Regions from separate parts of the Homo sapiens genome. Here region 2 is linked to region 1. Evidence: read pairs that join two places in POLR2A ChIA-PET (ENCODE). Cell type or tissue: PC-9. All regions are shown on one strand. Region 1 overlaps SRPK2 (SRSF protein kinase 2). Region 2 overlaps SRPK2 (SRSF protein kinase 2).

Region 1 (5,000 bases):
GTAATCCGAAGAAAAATAAATACTACTTTTCAAGCAGAAAAATCACCAGTTGTATGTTAATTTTGGAAAGTTGGCTCTGTTAAAAAGGAAGATGGGTTGAGTGGGGAGAGGGATGTGGCGCCACAGATAGATGGCAAAGGATATGGTTAGGACTGTTGTGGACAGGGGGTTATATAAGGGAGACACCACAGAAAAAAGCAGCATCTTGTTTCAGGGATGGAAATTGAGGCAGTAGTGACAGAATGCTCCGTGATGCTGACCTTGGCAAATAGGTATGGTTGGGGCCAAAGTAGCATTTGGCGTTGGTGTGATATTGGTTTGAAATCCCAGAAAAAATGTACAGGCTTTCGTAAACCAGATCATCAGGCAGTGTAGATTCTTGTCTGGATTCAAGAAGGGCATGAGGACTGTTGTAGCTGGAGAAAGAATAAGATTGGTGAGAAAAGTGGGTATCACTCGCTCAAAGCCACAGGGTTTATAACTGATGGAGCTGGAACTTAAACCAAGCTCTCAACTTTTAAGACTATGCCTTTAACTACTACTCTGTACTTTTCAAATTCTAGTGACAGGAGTGAAATATTATTTAGTTAGTAAAGACAAGCGTATAATGGCAACAGCAGATACAAGTCCCTCATAATGACTTGACTTAGGATTTTTCAACTTTATGAAGGGTGTTTTGGATATTCCTCATCGTGAGTTGAGGAATATCCGTAATATGTTTTAGAGATTTTTGTCGAAAACTGGTGTGTGGGTTTAGTAAACCTTTTTATTAGACCAGTTAGCTCACATGAACTTTATTTTCTGATTCTGCCAAATAAATACTGCTAATATTTTTTGAAGTAATGATTTATAATTTATTTTTTCATTTTCTACTCTTATTTACCTCCAGTACCAAAAAATTATTGTATAGCTCTTCCTGCCCCTGACCCCACTTTTTGAAAGGATTAGACTATTGTAAAGGGAAACCTTTAAAACATTTTAAACAATTCAAGATGGCTTCTGAAACAAATGAGACACATCCTGGGATGACATCAAATCAGGGCTGGGGGTCTGGATGTCTTGATGGAAAAAAAAAATGGTTAAAGTGAGTCTTAGTGAAAACAATATAGTGACATTCAACTGGAGTGGTAAATGGTATGCTAGTTTTAGATTCTTTTGGTGGTTTGTTTCATATACTAATAAATGATTGAAAGACTTTGTTTTAGCTAAGTATGACAAGCTAGACTTTTTTTCTTAATGTTAGTTCTTTTACAATTTAAATTTGAGTTTTTGAACACTTGTATTAACTCTTTTTTTCTTTTTTGAGATGGAGTCTCGCTCTGTCGCCAGGCTGGAGTGCAGTGGTGCGATCTCAGCTCACTGCAACCTCTGCCTCCCAGGTTCAAGCGATTCTCCTGCCTCAGCTTCCTGAGTAACTGGGATACAGGTGTGCGCCACCACGCCCAGCTAATTTTTGTATTTTTAGTAGAGATGGGATTTTACCATGTTGGCCAGGCTGGTATCGATCTCTTGACCCTGTGATCTGCCCGCCTCCGCCTCCCGGTTACAGGTGTGAGCCACCACACCCGGCACAAGCTAGACTGTTAAAATCGTAAGTGGATCTAAGAATTAGGAAAAACAAAACTACTTATTCTGTATATAAAGTATTTATTTTATAGCCACATTTAAACTGCATTATTTTTCCCTATGTTTAGTTTTTTGCCTGCTTATTTTAAAAACATTAATCACTTGATTAAACCGTATTTCATTTTTTATGATTAAGTCAGATACTATTTGAGTTCTTAAACTTCTCCCTACTAAGTAGTGATGAATAGGCTATTTGGCTTACATGGCTCTAAGTCAGGTGTACACTGGTTAGGAATTTTTGCCTGTTCTTGCCACCAGTTTGTGGCTGAGTCATTAGCAAGATTCTTTACTCATGAACTCCTAATACATAGAAACATTATCTCCACTAAATAAACAGAATTTTGTGTGCTTTCACACGGTACCTACATATTTTGGGAAAATAAATGAGTAGGAAATATTACTCTTAAATACTGCAAATTTGAGTAACATTTTAAAAGTTTATGATCACTGTCAGATTATGAAATCAGAGTATTAGATTGTAGGCTTAAATAGTTTACCAAGCATTAGGCATATACTTTTTCACTTGTGATTTTTCATTCAACATCTGTTATTTAATGTCTAAGTAAGGAGCTCTACTAAGTACGTAGGGACTAAGGCTCAGTCTGTTCTTAGGCACATAGCTAACGTCATACTTAGTAAACAGGGAGTGGCTTCTAGCACTTAAAAGCCTGAAAGGATCTTGCATATAGGAGCAGAACCTAGTGAGTAAAACATAAGTCTTCTTGAAGATCATTAGTTTTAAAGGGAAGGGTGAAAAAAGTAATTCTGTTATAATGATACATAGGCCTGGCCTGAGTGGGGCTATTTAGTTTCTCCAGTGAAGAAGTCTCCGTATTCCTGTCCAGGGCGTAGACATGAGCCGGGGATATGTTCTGGGAGCAGAGTGGAGTAAGGAGACTAAGATCCTGGTCTGATTCTAACTGTTCATCATAAAGACTGTTTCTTAGCCCAGTACTATATATCCTTGTGCCTAGTGTCTCCAAAATGTTCCGTCTTCTGCCTTGGAAAAGATTGTGATCTGGTTACACTGGAGGTGTGGGAGTGTGGGAAGTATGCGCCGACCACTCCATCCAACGAAGCTATGTGTCTCCAGCATCATCCCCCAGAATGTCTCCCCCGCCCCTGGTTGTAGTGCTGAAGCTCTTGTGGTCCCAGGGTGGACTGTTTTCTGGTCAGTATCTATTTCTGCGGCCACTTTTGCTTATAGCTGCTTATGTTCTTTCTAGTTGTCATCTCTTCTCTATTCTCATTATTTTTTTAAAAAAAATTGTTGAATTTCTTGTTCCTTGATTTTTTTTCTTTTATTTGTTCTTTGGGGTTTTCTTCTTTTTCTTTTCAACTACGAAGGAGAAAAGAAAAATGAATAGGATTTATCAGTCATATTTAAGGTGTCACTCAGTCCCCAGTCATGCTTAAATTATAACTCCCTTAGGCATGCTTTTCTGAGTTGGAACTCTAAATACATTGTGGTATGATTATTTATATTTTAATAGAATTCACTAAAAATTAGTTTTACTTCACTTGTAGTAGGTGATTGAAAACTGATTCATGCAGTAACTTCTTAGGAAACATCATTTATTATAAGTGGAGGTCCTTTTCATTAAACCTTTTGGACCATTACAAATTCTTATTTCTATCTGCCTTTCTTTACCTACGTCTATTTGTATCTACTTTCCTTACTTGTGTTTGGACCATAAACTCACGTTAGTGCATTGCCAGTTGACACCCGTTAGAGATGGTAATGATTCCTTGGAGCATTGATTCTTAACCATGGGTGTGTATCAGTCACCTGGTGACATGCTCCCAGGCTACATTCCTGACCTACTGAGTCAGAAGAATCTCTTGATTCTCACTTTTGCATTTTGAAAAACTTCCACTTGTTTGTGCTGTATAGTTCTATTTGAGAACTATTGTGTTATAGCTTCCGAAAGAAATAGATTTAACTTTGTGTAGCATTTTATTTCCTAGCAAATTAACTTCAAATTCTTCACCCCAGGGTGTCAAAATCTGGTCTCAACCTTTCTCTAGCACTTCTGCCAATATTCTCCTTTGGGTACCTTGTGTGCCGGCAGAAGTGGATGAGCCCTTTCTTGCTGCCATACCTTCTCCTGCTCAGGCCATCATGTCCTCCTGCCTAGAACGCCCTTTCCTAGCTAGATCTATTGACACCTTTTTCTTCGTCATAGGCCTCTTCAATTTTCTCTCCTTTCTTTGAGAATTTTTAGGCACTCAGCCAGCTGGAGAGAACATGTATACCTTTCCACATGTTTTGTTTTTGCTATTGTATCCCCTGGGAATTATACAGGAGACTGGAAATTGGATACATTGAATATGCCTTGAGTTAATTAAAGAAGTAATGTTATCAAGCTACGTTCTGCCTTGTTTTATGCTCTAATTTTTATTTCTATCTGATCTATCTGTTAGATTCCTGGTACCATGAGAAAAGACTCATTTTTTTCTCATTTTAGCAGTAAAATAGTTTGAGCTTTGTAAGTATTTCTTGAACAAGTAAATAAGGAATATTCTCTATACTTGGGATAATCCTGCAGAATTTGGAACTGTGGGTTAGAATCACAAGATTCATGACACAAGGGAAGGAGAAAATCAGTTCTGAGAGTATCAGTCTGCATTGGTGGGATGCTTCCACTGGTGGGGCTTTAGTCCTGCTCTGTCAGGTATATGGATTTGATACATTTCAGGACAGTCTTCATTTGTCAGATACAGTTGTGCTGTATGGCACAGTGTCTTCTGTGTCTTCTGTGAATGCAAGAGAGAATAATTTATAGTATTTGGTTTCATGGGTGCTAGTCTCAGCACCACTGTATGTTTTGAATTTCTATTCCGCTTAATTAGGTAAGTCACTTTTTATGTTCAACTTTAAATCTTTTTTTTTCTCACCAAATACTGCCTTTGTCATATTGCCTTGTAGAAGTATGTGATAATTAACTGTTTGTAACCTTCTCAAGAAATCTCTTAACTAATCATGATTATAAAATACATAGATTTAGAAGCAGAGGGTTGTTAGGTGGTGGGATCGATGTTGACCTTTGCAGTTAGGATAGTCAGAGATGAACAGAGAGGAATGGGAGGAACTCCAGATATGCCAAAAGGCCTGTAGCAGTATCGTGCGTAATGTATCAAGGTGTATTTATTGGTCACAGCTGGAACCCTGAATAAACAGTTTTATTGTCACCACATACCAGAAGAGTGGGGAGGTGAGGATTAACCTTTATTGAATGCCTACCATGTACACAGTTACCATGGCAGGGGATTTATGTGTCATCTCTTTTAATATTTACAACACTCTAATGTGCATCAGAAGCCTAGAGAAATGGTCACTGGCTTGAGTTCTCATGGATTGGTAAGTGATGGAA
Region 2 (5,000 bases), 160 kb before region 1:
ATATACAATGTAAATACCATGTCAATGGTTGTTACATGGTGTTTTTTTAATTTGTAGTTTTTATTTTGTTATTATTTATTTACTTTTGATTGTTTTTGATTCATGATTGGTTGAACCTATGGATGCAGAGTCCACAGTTTCAGAGGGCTGACTTTATATATATATATATATTTTTTTTTAGAGACTGGGTCTTGCTTTGTTGGCTGACAGTGGCACAATCATAGCTCACTGCCACCTCAAATTCCTGGCCTCAAATGATCCTCCTGCCTCAGGCTGCTGAGTAGCTGGGACTACATGTGAGCACCACCATGCCCAGCTGATTTTAAAATTTTTTGTAGAGATGGGATCTCCCTATGTTGCCCAGGCTCAAAGATGTAGTTTTGATTGAACTACTTTACTCTCCCACAAGTGTAAAGACACTTAAGTTTGCTTCACATTTTTGCCCACACTTGGCAGTGTCATTGTAATAAATTTTACCTATTATGGGTGTGTATTGATATTTCATTATGGTTTTCAATTGCATTTTCCTGAGTAATGATGTTAAACATCATTTTTTTTTTTTTTTTGAGACGGAGTCTTTCTCTGTTGCCAGACTGGATTGCAGTGGCATGATCTCGGCTCACTGCAACCTCCACCACCTGAGTACAAGCAATTCTCCTGCCTCAGCCTCCTGAGTAGCTGGGACTACAGGTGTGTGCCACCGTGCCCAGCTAATTTTTGTATTTTTGGTAGAGATGGGGTTTCACCATGTTGGCCAGGATGGTCTTGATCTCTTGACTTCGTGATCTGCCCACCTCGGCCTCCCAAAGTGCTGGGATTACAGGCGTGAGCCACCAGGCCCAGCCAACATCTTTTCATATGTTTCTTGGTCATTTGAGTTTCCTGTTTTGTGAAGCGCCTTTTTAAGTCTTTTGCCCCCTACCCTTTAAAAAAAATATTGTGTCGTAAGTTTTTCTTACTGATTTATAAAAATTTGTAGATTTTCAGATGACTTCTTTTTCGGATGTATGTATAAGTTATGTATCTTTCTAATCATTATGGATATCATTTTGTAATCTAAAAGCAAACTGGAAATCAGGAGGGCATTCTAAACTGGTTCTGGAAGAACCAGTAATTCTCCAAGTAAAATAAGGGGGCAGGGCAAGGACCTTCCATGCCGAAGAAACACTGCAGTTGGTGTCAACATGTGGGGTTTAAAATGGCGTGTAGTCTTGGAATGTCAAGCAGGTTAGTAGGGCTGGAGTGCAGGGTGTGGTAAGCAATAAATAGGGCTCTGAGGAAGTCAAACGAAGGACTGGGGAGCTGTTAAGGGGTACACACTCAGGTTTTTAGAAAGATTCCTTTAGCTATTGTGTGGGGAGTTGCTTAGAGGCCAGGGGCTCCATTGGGAGGCTATTGCATGAGGCTTCAGGAGACTGATGTATATTAAGGGGCCAGAATCCACTAGACTTAGTGTCCAGTTTAATGTGAGAGGAGAGTGGGAGGGTTCTAGGATTAATTCCATGTTTCTGAATTAGCTAAATTTATGGGTGGTGTTGCCATTTTTTGCAATAGGGAATGCAGAATGTGTTTCGGAAAAATTAATGGTGACTTTGGCCAGGCTTTTCTCTTTTTTTCTTCTTTTTTTTGATACGGGGTCTTGCTCTGTTGCTCAGGCTGGAGTGCGGTGGCGCGATCTCAGTTCTCACTGCAGCATCTGCCTCCCAAGTTCAAGCAATTCTCCCACCTCAGCCTCCTGAGTAGCTGGGATTACAGTGCCACTACCACGGCTGGCTAATTTTTGTATTTTTTTTTTTCAGTTGAGATGGGGTTTCACCATGTTGGCCAGGCTGGTCCTGAACTCCTGGCCTCAGGTGATCCACCCTCCTCCGCCCCCCAAAGTGCTGGGATTATAGGCATGAGCCACCGCGCCCAGCCTGGCCAGCCTTTTTGAGGTCTCTATATAAATTCCTTTAAGAGCTGTTTGGTCAGTGTTTATAGCTAGAGCACTGGGAAGAGCTCTGTTGAGGGTGATATATATTGGGAGTTGTCAGGTATAGCTGATGGTAGGGAACTGGCTGAATGAAGGTGCATTAACATGTGAAGAGAAGGCTACAGGTAGGGTTGGTAAAGGAGGAGCCAGAGAGATGGGAGACCCAGGAGAAAGTTGTCTTACAGAAACCAAGGGAATACAGCATTTCAAGAAGGGCGTGGTCAGCAGTGTTAGTCTGCAGATAAAATTCAAGTGAGATGAGCCTTAATCTTGGCCTTTGCTTTTGGCAGTTAGAAAATCATTAGAGACTATAGCTGGAACTATCTTAGCACAGTGTTTTAAAATAAAAGCAACCTTGCAGCTGTAAAAGTGAATAGGAAGATAGAGCAGGGTCCTTTTTGTTTTGTTTGTTTTTCTTAAGATTAGTTATTGAATAAGCTTTTTAGTGTGTGTGTGTGTGTGTGTGTGTGTGTAAAGGAGAAAAGGTGCTTTTTATTAAAAAAAAAAGGGGGGTGGGGGGGCGGGCGTGGTGGCTCACTACTGTAATCCTAGCACTTTGGTAGGCCGAGGTGGGTGGATCTCCTGAGGTCAGGAGTTCGAGACCAGCCTGGCCAACATGGCGAAACCCCATCTCTACTAAAAATACAAAAATTAGCCGGGAGTGGTGGTGCACGCCTGTAATCCCAGCTATTATGGAGGCTGAGGAGGAGAATTGCTTGAACCTGAGAGGTGGAGGTTGCAGTGAGCCAGATCGTGCCACTGCATTCAAGCCTGGGCAACAGAGTGAGACTCTATACCCTCCCCTCACCAAAAAAAAAAAAGAAAAAAAGGATGGCAAGGAGCTAGTAGAAAGTTAGAGGTTGAAAATATGGGCAAGAAAAGGGGTATTTGGAGCAAAAATCCTGAGTTGTCAGGAAGTAGTGGGATTATAGCACAGGTTTTCAATGGATAGGGATGGGATGGGGTGAGGGTAGACGGACTACAACTCTTTGCTCTGAGATGAAGAATGCCGTAGGGGTGTGTGTTTGTGTGTGTGTGTGTTTTAAGAAATGAATTTTTGGCCGGGCGTGGTGATTTGTGCCTGTAATCCCAGCACTTTGGGAGGCCAAGGCGGGCGGATCACAAGGTCAGGAGATAGAGACCATCCTGGCTAACATGGTGAAACCCTGTCTCTACTAAACAAAATACAAAAAATTTGCTGGGTGTGGTGGCGGGCGCCTGTAGTCCCAGCTGCACGGGAGGCTGAGGCAGGAGAATGGTGTGAACCTGGGAAGGCGGAGCTTGCATTGAGCTGAGATCACGACACTGCACTCCAGCCTGGGTGGCAGACAGAGACTCTGTCTCAAAAAAAAAAAAAAAAAAAAAAAAAAAAGAAATGAATTCTCATTACGTTGCCCAAGCTGGACTCAAACTGCTGGGCTCAAGTGATCCTGCTTTAGCCTTCTGAGTAGCTGGGACTACAGGTGTTTGCCCTACTGTGCCCAGCTATAAGTTGCATGTTTTAAAATACCTATGGTGAGCTTCTCCATACCGTTCTGGAATATTGCATAATACATGATATGGGTGCCATATTACCTTTGGAAAACCCAAAAAACTTGAATAGCGAAACATCTGGTCCCAAGGATTGTGGACCTGTGGTAAATATTCAGTAAAGGTTGGCCGTTTTGTGGTTGTTAGGCTTTTGTTGCTTGCTTATTTATTTCTAAATAGCTTATCTAGTTGTGCTAACTCAATTGTATTTCCACCTGTACTTGAGTGTGTTGACTTCTCTGTCCTTGCTCTAGTTCCAGGTTACCTTGATCGCTGTGATTTTGAATACATTTTCTTTTCTTTTTAAAATAGAGATGGGTATTGCTTTGCTGCCCAGGTTAGTCTTAAACTCCTGGCTTCAAGCTGTCTTCCCACCTTGGCTCCCCAAAGTGTTGGGATTACAGGTGTGAGCCAGTGTGCTTGGCCTGACTACATTTCAGTTTTTGGAAATGCAAGGGCTCTCTTATACCCCCATACCCACTTGTTACACTTGATTTTATATTTTTGGGGGCCATTCTTGCATATTTTTTCATTAAGATGATATTTTCAAGTCCCTATCTCAGTATTGTTTTGCTATTGGGTTGGGTTAATATTGAATTTGTAGTTTACTTAGGGAGACCTTGAAGAGTCTTGAATTAGCAACACATTTTTTTAAACATAAATTTTTTCCAGGTTTTAAAAATATTATATGCCATATCTAGAAATTATAGGAGTATAAAAAGACAAAAAACAAAAATGACTCATATTCTCACCAGCCAGCATGATATGCACAGATAGGATGTTGCTAATATTTTGTTATATTTCCTTCTGGCCTTTTTCTCTTCCTGTGTTTTTGTTACTTACATTATCATCTCTTATATATGATTTTGTATCCTGCTTTCCTTATTTTACATTTTGTTATAAATATTTTTCATGGGCTGGCTGGGTGCAGTGGCTCAAGCCTGTAATTCCAGCAGTTTGGGAGGCCGAGGCGGGTGGATCACGAGGTCAGGAGTTTGAGACCAGCCTAGCCAATATGGTGCAACCCTGTCTCTACTAAAAACACAAAAATAGCTGGGCGTGGTGGCGGGCGCCTGTAATCCCTTCCCAGCTCCTCCGTAGGCGAGGCAGGAGAACTGCTTGAACCCGGGAGGTGGAGGTTGTATTAAGCCAGAGATGGCGCCATTGCACTCCAACCTGGGCGACCGAATGAGACTCTGACTCAAAAAAATATATGTATATTTTTCATGTCTTTAAAAACTTCATAACTAATTATTAATGACTAACATTCTAATTTGTTTTATTTGCTTAAATATTTCCCTATTGCTAGACAGATGTTTCCAGTTTTCTGGCATGGTATTACTTCAGTGAATATCTTTGTATGCATTTCAGATTTTCTTAGACTAGGTGGAATCCTGCAAATGGAAATATTAGGTCAAAGACATTGAACCTTTTTAAGGCTCTTAAATTTTGGAAAAGCTCTTTTAAAGAAGAATCAGCAGGAGTAGGACTAATTAAC

Evidence for each region. ChIA-PET counts read pairs that join two places held together with the same protein. Peaks named below come from ENCODE experiments on the same cell type or tissue, not always from the same donor. Only the 100,000 strongest peaks of a DNase experiment are listed, where the experiment ranks them.
Region 2: POLR2A ChIA-PET joins it to region 1 with 9 read pairs; 3 of 35 experiments call an interaction of 5 or more read pairs at or near these places.

The regions. Positions count from the first base shown.
Region 1 is chr7:105,216,828-105,221,827 of GRCh38, reverse strand. All of the region lies in intron 2 of SRPK2 (SRSF protein kinase 2), which reads left to right. Among named protein-coding and RNA genes, the nearest start is that of SRPK2, 170 kb to the left of the region's middle. In PC-9, no CTCF peak of the experiment used is centred here; DNase peaks (open chromatin) are centred at 1,877 and 3,437; H3K4me3 peaks cover 797 bases; H3K27ac peaks cover 4,290 bases.
Region 2 is chr7:105,374,328-105,379,327 of GRCh38, reverse strand. All of the region lies in intron 2 of SRPK2 (SRSF protein kinase 2), which reads left to right. Among named protein-coding and RNA genes, the nearest start is that of SRPK2, 12 kb to the left of the region's middle. RefSeq lists an enhancer at 1,356-2,342. In PC-9, no CTCF peak of the experiment used is centred here; no DNase peak of the experiment used is centred here.